Regions from separate parts of the Homo sapiens genome. Here regions 1 and 2 are each linked to region 3. Evidence: chromatin contacts called from ENCODE Hi-C or POLR2A ChIA-PET data. All regions are on one chromosome and are shown on one strand. The core of a region is the stretch at or near the end of the contact, and the rest is flanking DNA. Distances in the headings are between cores, read along the strand shown.

Region 1 (3,558 bases), core at 451-2,950, 53 kb after region 3:
CCCCTCTGCCAACATGCTGTGTGACACTAGACCAGTGCCACAGCCTCTCTGTGCCTTCTCCGAATCTGCATGGAAGTTCCTCTGGACACCAGCAGGCCCACGCCTCTCTCCCTGGGAGGGCTACTTGCACCTGATCCCCCTGCATCCAGCTCAGAACCCGCCAAAGAGGACCCTCCCATGTAAACAGATGTTAGGGTTCCCCACTTGGCACATCCACAGTGTGGGGCGCAGACAGCCCCTTCACCAGCTGCCCAAACTTCAGCCAAGAGCACAGACCCAGGAACCGGAGACCCCGCATCCCACCCACGGAGAGACCCTATGGGACTCAAGCACAGTTGTCCACATTGGACCAGGACCCTTGAGCTCTGCTCAGCGCTAGGCTCCCTGTGCCCCCGGAAGCATGCTCTTCCTCCTCAGCCCAGGAGCCAGATCACTTCATCAGGACAGAGCTCCCACCTGAACCAGGCTGGGTGATTTCCTATGCAGATCCTAAGCAGACAGAGTCAGGACCCTAACCCAGCCTCGCTGCCCCCACTGCTGTGGGCACTTTGGCTAAGGTGGCTCTCCATCTCTGGTCCAGTTCCTCATCCGAAAATGGGATTCAGAATTGGACACAGAGTTGGGTGGAGCATTGTCTCCGAAGCACCCAGCTCAGTCTGAGCTCCCAGGAAATGGCCCGAGGGGTGGGCACAGAGACCCATTTTACAGCTGAGGAAACAGATTTTCAGAGGCAAGGTGCCCTGCGCAGCCTGGAGGTGACAGGAGGGCCAAATGTGTGAAGGCTCCTGGTGCTGTCCTGGGTTCCGCCACCGTCAGCCCACCAGGGTTTAGAACCCAACCCCTGCTCCATCCACTGATGGTGGAGACGAGAAGTTAGAAGAGGAAACTCACGCAACTGGTCCCCCTCTCCCGTGGGGCGGCTTTTGTGGCAGGCTTCCTGAGCCTTCCACACCAAATAGGTGGCCTCTCCCACTCCTCGTTCGAGCTCCCCATGTTCACAACCACAAACCAGCCACCGGGCATCAGCTTCAGAAACAAAGACTGCAGCAAGCAGAGCCAAGTTCCCTCCCACCAGCCAGGCCCTGCAGCCGTAACAGATCCCACCACAGCCAGCAGGCAGAGCTTCATAACCAGGGACCTGACGACAGCCCTGGCCGCCACTCCAACCCCTGACCCAACCGTGGGAGGGGAACAGGGGCCTGGGCCACCCCCTTTTCTCTCTCTTTTTTTTTTTTTTTTTTTTAAATAAAAACTGTTCTCCCAGTGGTCCTGCTGGGATAAACTGTAAAACATCTCTCCCGTTCTGTTCTGGAATCCTGCAGTCACTCGAGGACAAACTTGAAAAATAAAATTGTCATCATAAAGAAATCAACCGAGCATAATAATAAACAACATGTTTAACATTTATTACTCTGTGTTCTGACAAACTAAAATGTGAAAACATGCCAAAATTTGGCTTTCATAAAATAATTTCTCATCAAGTTCTTTCCTTTGACAGAATGCCTCTGTTTCCATTCCTAGCTGGTGAGATCTGCTTGGAACACGGTAGCATTTCCAGAAACGGGTCTTGGGTTTGAGACTTGTATGATCCCCAAAGCATCTCCCTGGCTCTGTTAGATTTCCTCTGATTGACAACATTCTCTCCTAGTGACAATATTCTGGCTTTCCTGGTAAACAGTAGTGAGCAAGCAGGTCACATGGGGACGGGGTGGGTGTCACCATCATTCAGAAACAGGAAACCTTACAAGGCAGCCAGTCACGGCCACCAGAACCCCACTTTTTTTTTCTCACTGTGGCAAAATACAGATCATGCAACATTCACCCACTTAACCATATCTAAAAGTACAGTTTGGTAGCATTAAGTACCTTCACGTTGTTGTACAATCATCACCCCATTCATTTCTAGAACTCATTTCATCTTGCAAAACCGAAACTCTGTCCCCACTACGTAAGAACGCCCCACTCCTCCGTCCCCCAGCCCTTGGCAATCTCCATTCCATTTTCTGCCTCTATAAACTTGACTTCTCTAGATGCCTCATATAACTGGATTCATTCTGCATTGTCTTTTTGTAACTGGCTTATTTCACTTAGTATAACATCCTCCAGGTTCACCGTGTTGTAGCATGTGTTGTAATTTTGCCCCTTTTTAAGGCTGAATAATATTCTGTTCCCAAAGCCCTATTTCTAACATTACACAGAGCACAGACCCACATTCTGACATGAGAACACCCCAGATCTGCTCTTGGGACATCCATACATGCACCAAAATGCACCCTCGCCCCTCCAGTCTCTGTGCACATATGAGGACCACCCTCCTGGACCTGTGAGATGCTCGGTCACACCCACAGATAAATGCAGTCACCCCACAGCCTCCATCTGCAGCTCTCACCTGGGCACGCCCCAACGCACACCCCCCATCAGAAGGAGTCGTGGGAGATTTTGCAGATTCTTGGGGACATCATAGCTGGAAGATCCAGGGACCCATCTCAGCCCTGGGTCGAGATGGGGAGATTTTGGCACTTGAACCCCTCCACTGTCCCTGTCTCCAGGTCCCCTCCACAGGGTAAAGAAAAGGGTTGCTCAGCACCTGGGAAGGCCCCACATCTCCCCACCCAAGCTTAGCTTCCGTGACCCCAAGGGGAGCTGAGGACTTGGTCGCGGGGAAGCCCAATCAGCCCAGGTCTCACAGAGATTCAGCCCAGATCCAATCTGCCTGCCAAGCTCCACCCCCCTCTCCTCTGGACGGGGCAGAACTGGGAAAACAGGAGCCTCTATGCCCAGGAGCATGAAGGGGGACCCAGGGGTGGCCTCTGGCCTGGGACGTGTTCCCTGTGCACATCCCAAGCACCTACCCTACTAGCGTGGTGCTCTGCTCCCCTGGAGATCTCAAACTTTGGAATGGGAGTGTCATTCCATCTTTCTCCAGCTGCCCCGCAGGGGGACCAAGCTCAAAGGAAGCTTTGCGAACAGTAATACAACACAGTACCTCCTCATCTAACGAAGGTCTCAACGCTTACGCCTTGACTAATTCCCAAAATCCCTCCGTCTCAAATCACTGTTAATTTTCTTCAGATGATAATGGTGTTGTGGTTAGAGAATATCCTCATTCTTAGAAAAGCACACGAAAGTATTTAGGGATGATGCCTGGAACTTACTTTCAAACTTACGGCAAAAAATACATAGCTCTAGAGATGTATCTACACAGACAGATAAAGCAAGCGTGTGACATGGTTACGCGTCAGCTCTAGGATGGGCTCTGAGAGTGTTCCTTGTTCTTCCTTCAACTCTTCTGTATGTTTGGATATTTTCATCATACAAATTTGGGAGGAAAAACCCCTCGCCCTCATCATGGCCGTCCTTTGATTACCTGCTCTCCCTCTGCACGCTGTCATCATGAAGTGACCAGGAAGTCCAAGAGGATTTGTCAATGGTAGGACGTGGAAAGAACGTTCTGCCGGGTACACGGGCAGGAATATGCAACTTCCTGCCTCCCAGCAGAGGCGTCGTGTGGCTCAGCCGCGAGCTGCTGAAGGAGCTCTTTCGGACGGGAGCATGAAG
Region 2 (3,350 bases), core at 588-3,087, 40 kb before region 3:
GACTGACAACAAAATCAAGTATAAAGAAAAATAGAATAAGAAAAAGAAGAAATGAATGGGAGCGGATGGGGAATTGATCGCATGGTGTATTTGTATATCCTGATGTAAAAGGTGCGGCTGACAGGTGGCCAGGTTTGCTCCGTACACAACCATGTGTGTGCTGTCAGGCGCACGCACACTGCCTTGTTTCGATTGATGAATTGCCTGCTTTCTTGATTAAACCTTCCGTCACTTAAGAAACAAAAAGCCTGTGTTTAGATGGCAGAGTGGGACATGTCAAAAAAATCTGTCTCCTTTACCTTTGTGCAGATGTTGGGCACAGACTGTAACATGTATTATTAAAATGAATGTGGCATTTACTGTGCATTATTCCTTTCCTGGGAGAAAGGACTGTAAATTATATGCTAATAATAAGCTTTAACCCTTTCGAAATGCAAAAGATTTAAGAGTGCAAATATTCATGTAGGCCTGGCTAATTGGATGTGCTTTTCTACATCCACCACGGTGGCTGTGTCACTGAAGTTAATGAACAGCGTGTGCAGGCAGACACACAGGGCACTTGGGGAACTCCTGCCTCCTGGAGGTTTTCTGCAGTGCGAGTGCCTCCTCCTGGACTTCACAGAGAGATAGACCCTGAGAACCCTGAGCTGGGCTCTGGGTCATCTTACTCCAGATGAAGTCCATGGTCAGGATCAGTTCCCCAGCAGGTCCTCTGCAGCTGAGTGTTAAGCGTGGGACCTCTCTTCGCACACCTGCATTCTCACTTAGAATGCAGGGCCCACAGAAGGCCGTGGGCCCGGGCCTTCTGGGCTGCAGTCTGGCAGGTATCAGGCTTTGGTGCCCAGCCCTTACTTGACTCTCTTCCTTGACCAGGCTTTTCTAGCCTCAGCCCAGTTGCCCAGGTAGCTGACTCATCTCTCCAAAGACCTCCTTGGTCCCCTTGCTCCTCAGATCACACCTTTGTGCCCCTCCACAGCCTGACTGCATTCATTCAGACCTCAGACCTCACCTGCCTGGTGTTGGGGCTGTCAACAACCAGCCCCACCCGTGTCCCACCAGCCTGGGTCGCTCCCTGCGTCCTCCTTGCCTTTGTCTTGCGCTATGCTTGCCCCGCCACTCCAGCAGCTCAGATTTCACCACCTTCTCTTCTCTCTGTCCCTGGCTGTGGCTCTGAAGGCCACTCCCAAGCTGCCTCTCCATCAGGCTTTTCTGATTCCTCTCCCGCTGCTGATGCTCTCTCCTGGTTTACCCCACACTACTCTGTTGGAGAGTTTTCACCTGTGAGCACCTTGAGTGAGAGGGCAGAGACCATATTTAGAGAGAATGGAGGCTCCCCTCTTTTTTTTTTTTTAATTGAGGAGGATGTAGGTAAACAAAGGCAAAGACAAGAGCAAGATTGTTCACTCCATTCACTCAACAGTCACCGAGAGCTGCCCTGTCCTGTGCTCCTGAGGGCAAGCCTGCTGCCCTGATAGGGCATTTGGGGTTGGAAGCATAGGGTCAGAATCTTGGCTCTGACACATACTGGCCATCATACAGTGCTGCTGTGAGCAGTTGCCAAGGTTGTGCACTGCACAAAATATGTGACTAGCATCCTCTAGAACTGTACAAGGACCCTGCACAATGCTACTTTGGGCAATGCTAGTATCCATACCTTTAAAACAATGCAGTAATGCCCGTTTCCTTCCTGGATTGTTGTGAAGATCTAGGGTAGGTAAGAACATTTCATAAACCAGGAAGCAGTGTAGGAATGTCACTTCTCTCCTTATTCAGCTCCCCTACAGGGATGTGATCCAAGAAAGAGCCCAAAGACTTGTTGAGAATTATCACATGGGACACGCTGGCTTGGGCCCAGCACGGTCTTCATCTTCTTAGCCGTGTGCTTCCTTATATAATTTTGATATATAAGATTACTTCTCAGAGTGCTCAGAGGAAATTTCTTCCTCAGTCCAGAGAAACTTGCAATAAAAGGCTCTCTGGCATGGCTCAGCTCAGTACCCCCTGGAAGCCGAGACATTCTGTCACGCATCACCACTTAGAAGTGGGCTATTTTCCGTGGCAAGCAGCCCACGATCCCTTTCTCAAGAAGGTGACAGAATGATGGCTTGGGGGCAGGAAGGAGAGAAGTGCTTGGCAGCGTGAGGCTGCAACTTCTATAAAATCTTTCAATGTACCTTTGGTTTTTTGGAGGAAAAGTGCCTGGGGGGCTGATTTCTGCTCTAGGCTTTCATTTCTGCTTTTCCTGTGCCCCATGGGTAGGAAGAAGTTAAGACTTTTTCCAGTTAAGTCATCATGAAAAATAAAAATATTACTAGGTGACAGATACCTCAGTGCTCTTAAACAGGCGGCCACCTTCCCACTGTGCTTTCCTTCTCTTTTTGGTTTTTAAGCATGGCAGAGCTTAGGCGGCACTGGTTTAATGGGCCACATCCCCTTCTTAACTTGGAAAAGGGTTAAATCTGTGGTCCAGGCAGCCGAGGGCAGCTGGATGAAGCAGGGTGGGAGCCCAAACAGCTGGGTGCAGGCCCTGTCTCTCCCACCGACTAGCCGAGTGAGGCCAGCAGAGATCCTAGCCTTTCTGGATCTAAATTCCACATCTCTCCATATCAGCAATTGCAGTAACAATATCGATCATTTGAACATAGCAATAGGTCGGCTCATTCTTATGGGACGCTTCCTGTGCACCAGGCATTGTCTGGTGTTTAAGGTGGAGGTGGTAATGCCCACCTCCCAGGACTTAAAGCTATGTGGGAAGGAGGCTTGTATATTCTGCAGCTTGAGATGCCCCAGGCCTCGCAGTGGCCAGCAAATGTGCATTTACTGCCCCTGGACTTCACAGACATTCTGTCCAAACACTGCCTTGACTGTAACGTTCCTAAACACATGAACACAGAAAAACCAACTTTCTGATACCTTTCTCCCTGTATGTTTATCTTCTTTGTCTAGTTTTTCAGCAGAAATATGCCCATTTCCCCCTGATAATTCCCTTCCTTAGAGACAGCATAATTGTAGACCTGGCCAGAGAAATGCTGAAAACAAAGGGAACCCCCTTGAGCCCAGCCCTTCACCTGCTCTTAGCACTTCTTCAGAGGTTTACTCTGGAGTGAATGAAGTAGTGTGACCAGACACTCCTGCCTAGAGGCAGCTTATACCAAATTAGCCTTTTGTTTCTTTCTCTACCTCTGTCTCTCTCAAAATAATAAACTCTCAGCTGAGAGGGGAAAATGATGAAGGCAACTTCTTTCATTGAAACACATTTAGTTGTTTTTGCATTATTAAAATGGATTAAATTAATTAAATGAATTTACTGAATAATACCCAGCCTTCCTCTTACTTACCCTGTGTAAGGT
Region 3 (3,252 bases), core at 747-3,246:
AAATAAAAAAATAATATTCTGTCCTTTTTCTATACATGCCAACACGCAGGTGAATGCATGGGAGACAGGCCGGCAGGACCCCAGGCACTGTGTACAGACCACTACCAAGGCTTGCTCTGAGAAGGGTCCAGGGATCAGCGGCTCCGGATTCAAGGGGTGCTTTGACTTAGCTATCCTATTGGAATGGTTTCCTTAGAAAATATATTCATGTGCTGAAGTGTTAAAGAGTACAACTTAAAAATATAGATGGGTTGGTTTTGAGAAGGTAAAAAGAGCCCTGGCAGAGAAAGTGCGTCTTCCAAGCCTGAGGTTCCCTGCTCCACAACCGAGGGGTGTATGTGATGCTCAGCCTGGGGGACAGGCGTGCTCCGTAGTCACAGGCCATGCCTGTCAGGCCCTTGCTGTCAGTTACCCCCCGTGGCTGCAGATCACACTGCCTGTTTTAGAGCATGCCTTCTTCCAGAGGATGTGGTCGCTACTAGTGGTAACGTATCTGCATTGGACCTTGGGTCTGCTTTTTGTTCTGCATCTACAAAGCTCCTTTGGTCTCGAGCTCACTGAGGAGTTTCTGCGTTTGTCGCTGTGGGCAGCAGGTGTGTGCACTGACCCAGTGGCCCCTCAGCCACCAGGGTACCTTTGAACTCATGTGGAAAAGTATCACTGAGTTGCGTTTTATCTTTACCTTGAGCAAAATGCAGTTGATCCCTGCCCCAAGCCATTAAATATTTATAACGTTAAAAAAATGTTTCTTTAATGTCTCTGAGCCTCTCTTTTCTAAACTGTGGAAGAAAGACAATAACAATACCTGGACTGCTATGATGTTTAAATGAGATAAAAACATAAGGCCCTAGGTACAAACTAGCTGCTCAGTAACTGTTAGCCACTGGTATTAGTATTAGTGAGTATTAGTGTTATTACTGCCGTACAGAGGAAAATACCCTTTCGCGGTAGACCCCTTTCTGCCTGCTTTCCCATAAAAACAGGAGTGCAGCCATATTAAATTACATAACCCAGGGGCTGTGAGTCCCAACCCAAAGACGTTTGGAGGGACAAAAGCAATGTTTGCTGAGGAGTAACTCATTGGGTCCCCCAGACCATGGCTCTCCGTGGTGTCTGCTATCTCTGGTGTTGCAAGTCAAGCTCGACTTGGAAGCAAGATCCAAGCTTCTGAGGCTCAGTGAGAATGTTCTTGTTGTGTGTCGAGTTTCTTGTGGGTGTGGACTGTGGGGCAGCTGCCTTCCCTCTGTGCTCCCATAGCTTTCAGAGAACTGCCCTGGACCTGCATGAGGTTGTGCAGCCCAGCACTGCACCCTGGACCCTGGAGGGAGGGACTGCCCTGAAGGAGGAGGTGGGGGGGCTGGTGGCCCTAGATTCCTCCCAGGGCACTAGGGATGCAGAGGGATGAAGCGAGCCCCTCAATTACAGTCTTCTGTGTAGAGATGGGGAGCCTAGGAGGAGTCAGTGCTCTGTGTGTGTGTGTGTGTGTGTGTGTGTGTGTAATCCAGATTGCTCATGCCAAATAGAACCTCTAAGAATGTTCGTTTGTGGTGTGAGGGCACCCTGGTCTGGGTGCCCAATGAGTGACTCCTTAGCAAACATTGCTTCCGTCCCACCAAACGTCTTTGGATTGGGTCTCACAGCCCATGGATTGTGTAATTTAATATGGCTGCACTTACGTTCTTATGTGAAAGCAGGTAGAAAAAGGTCAACCGTGAAAGGGTATTTCCCTCTGTACAGCAGTAATAACACTAACACTAATACGAATGGCTAACAGTTACTGAGCAGTTCGTTCGTACCTAGGGCTTTATGTTTTTATCTTGTTTGAATGTCATTGCAGTCCAGGTATTATTATTTTCTCTCTTCTACAGCTGAGGAAAGAGAGGCTCAGAGAGATTAAATACTTGTCCCAAATTACAGAACTAGTTAGAAGTGGGGCCTGGTCTAAACTCATTTCCTGCAGAAACAGCTGCTTTCGACATAAAACCGCAGCCTTGCCCCATTTTCTCAGTGGCTGCTGTGGTCAGGCTGTTCTTTCCTGTTGCTGTCTGATCCCTCAGCGGTGCTGCGGAGTGGGCACAATTATCCTCATATGACAGATGAAAATCTGACTCTGAGGTTAAGTGACTTGCCCAAAGCCATACGGCCAACAAGCACTGGGCCCAGCTCGGCGTTCACACGTGTCTGACTCCGGCGCCTGTGCTCCGTCCTCCCGTGCTGCCTCTCACGCGGGGGACTCGGGAGGCTCCGGCAGTGGCTGATAAATCACTCCTTTTGGCTTATGAATAACATGGCAAAACAAATTACTTTGGGGATCTAGAAGGAAGTTGTTGGCCCTGTGTAAACTCAATTGGAATGTCACTGAGCAGACAGCTCTGGAGGCATCTACAAATATCTTCCAAGGAATATCCCCAAAGTGAAATCACCAAGAAAGCAAAACAGGCTCCGTGTTTTGGTTTGCAAATGAGTTTTGAGAAATGGCCTTGAGATCTTGAGTTGTTGGCGTTTTCCCCATTACAAATTGTAAAGGACTTTTGAAACGCCACAGGAAAGGGGCGAAGAAAGGCTTAGGGTTGCTGATTATTTACAGCTCCAAGCCCCGGGCAGGTACACAGAATTAAAGGCCTCCCACCACTCCAATTGCATTTAATTTTATTCCGAAAATGACTACCTGCCAATAAGCCTCATTGTTCACCAGCATCTCTGCAAGTACTTTGAGGTACTATTACCCGAGTTCACTTAACACCGCTTGACAACTTTAAGCAGATAACAATTGAGGTGCTGGTAATAGAGTCTGTTTTTTTTTTTAATTTTTACATTTTTACCACATGACTTTATGACTCTCTTTATCAAGCATGTTGAAATTAATCCATGTGTTGATTGGAGTATTTCCTCACCCCTGCTGTGTATTGAGACGTTGGGGAGGGATAAGGGTTGGCGGCTCTGAGCAGCTAGGTATTCCGGGGCAATGGGTGGTCCTAAGTCCGGAGCCTTGGGAGTTGGTCAGTGGTGGGTTTGTGTTGAGCCTGCAGAAGTCTGAGGTGTGTGTTTGGAGGGGAGAATCAAGGGATGGCTCTGGAGGACTGCCTTGGCAGGTAAAATTATAGTTCCCATATGAAGGGAGGATGCAGGAGCTATAATCCCATCTCGTTGCCAGGCAAAGTTCCTACAGATTCATGGCAGAGCTGTCTGTGCAAGCAGGAATCCAATTTTATGTCCAAACAAATGCAGCATGCAGATTGGACTGACTGCTTC

What was found. A loop is a pair of places that touch in the nucleus more often than their neighbours do. ChIA-PET counts read pairs that join two places held with the same protein, here RNA polymerase II (POLR2A). Pooled maps may share reads with other maps.
Region 1: a loop to region 3 is called in a pooled map, with 4 times the contacts of the local background. The contact joins two enhancer-like sites. A Hi-C loop is called at or near these places in 3 of 37 single-sample maps with no recorded cell type and 9 of 50 pooled maps. POLR2A ChIA-PET finds 5 or more read pairs at or near these places in 4 of 52 experiments (CD4-positive, alpha-beta T cell, activated CD4-positive, alpha-beta memory T cell and activated CD8-positive, alpha-beta T cell).
Region 2: a pooled map of heart left ventricle shows a loop between it and region 3 (2.3-fold over the local background). The contact joins two enhancer-like sites. A Hi-C loop is called at or near these places in 3 of 168 maps with a recorded cell type or tissue (CD4-positive, alpha-beta T cell, naive thymus-derived CD4-positive, alpha-beta T cell and posterior cingulate gyrus) and 11 of 50 pooled maps. POLR2A ChIA-PET finds 5 or more read pairs at or near these places in 9 of 52 experiments (AG04450, CD4-positive, alpha-beta T cell, CD4-positive, alpha-beta memory T cell and 6 more).

What each region holds. Positions count from the first base shown.
Region 1 is chr9:126,522,116-126,525,673 of GRCh38, forward strand. No RefSeq gene overlaps it. Among named protein-coding and RNA genes, the nearest start is that of LMX1B-DT, 90 kb to the right of the region's middle. RefSeq lists an enhancer at 1-367. Within about 2 kb of position 1,701, at least 4 of the 41 ENCODE cell types and tissues checked have a DNase peak (open chromatin) inside an H3K27ac peak, as active enhancers do.
Region 2 is chr9:126,429,239-126,432,588 of GRCh38, forward strand. The region is part of intron 7 of MVB12B (multivesicular body subunit 12B); the gene reads left to right. Among named protein-coding and RNA genes, the nearest start is that of NRON, 20 kb to the left of the region's middle. Within about 2 kb of position 1,838, at least 2 of the 41 ENCODE cell types and tissues checked have a DNase peak (open chromatin) inside an H3K27ac peak, as active enhancers do.
Region 3 is chr9:126,469,180-126,472,431 of GRCh38, forward strand. All of the region lies in intron 7 of MVB12B (multivesicular body subunit 12B), which reads left to right. Among named protein-coding and RNA genes, the nearest start is that of NRON, 60 kb to the left of the region's middle. Within about 2 kb of position 1,997, at least 16 of the 41 ENCODE cell types and tissues checked have a DNase peak (open chromatin) inside an H3K27ac peak, as active enhancers do.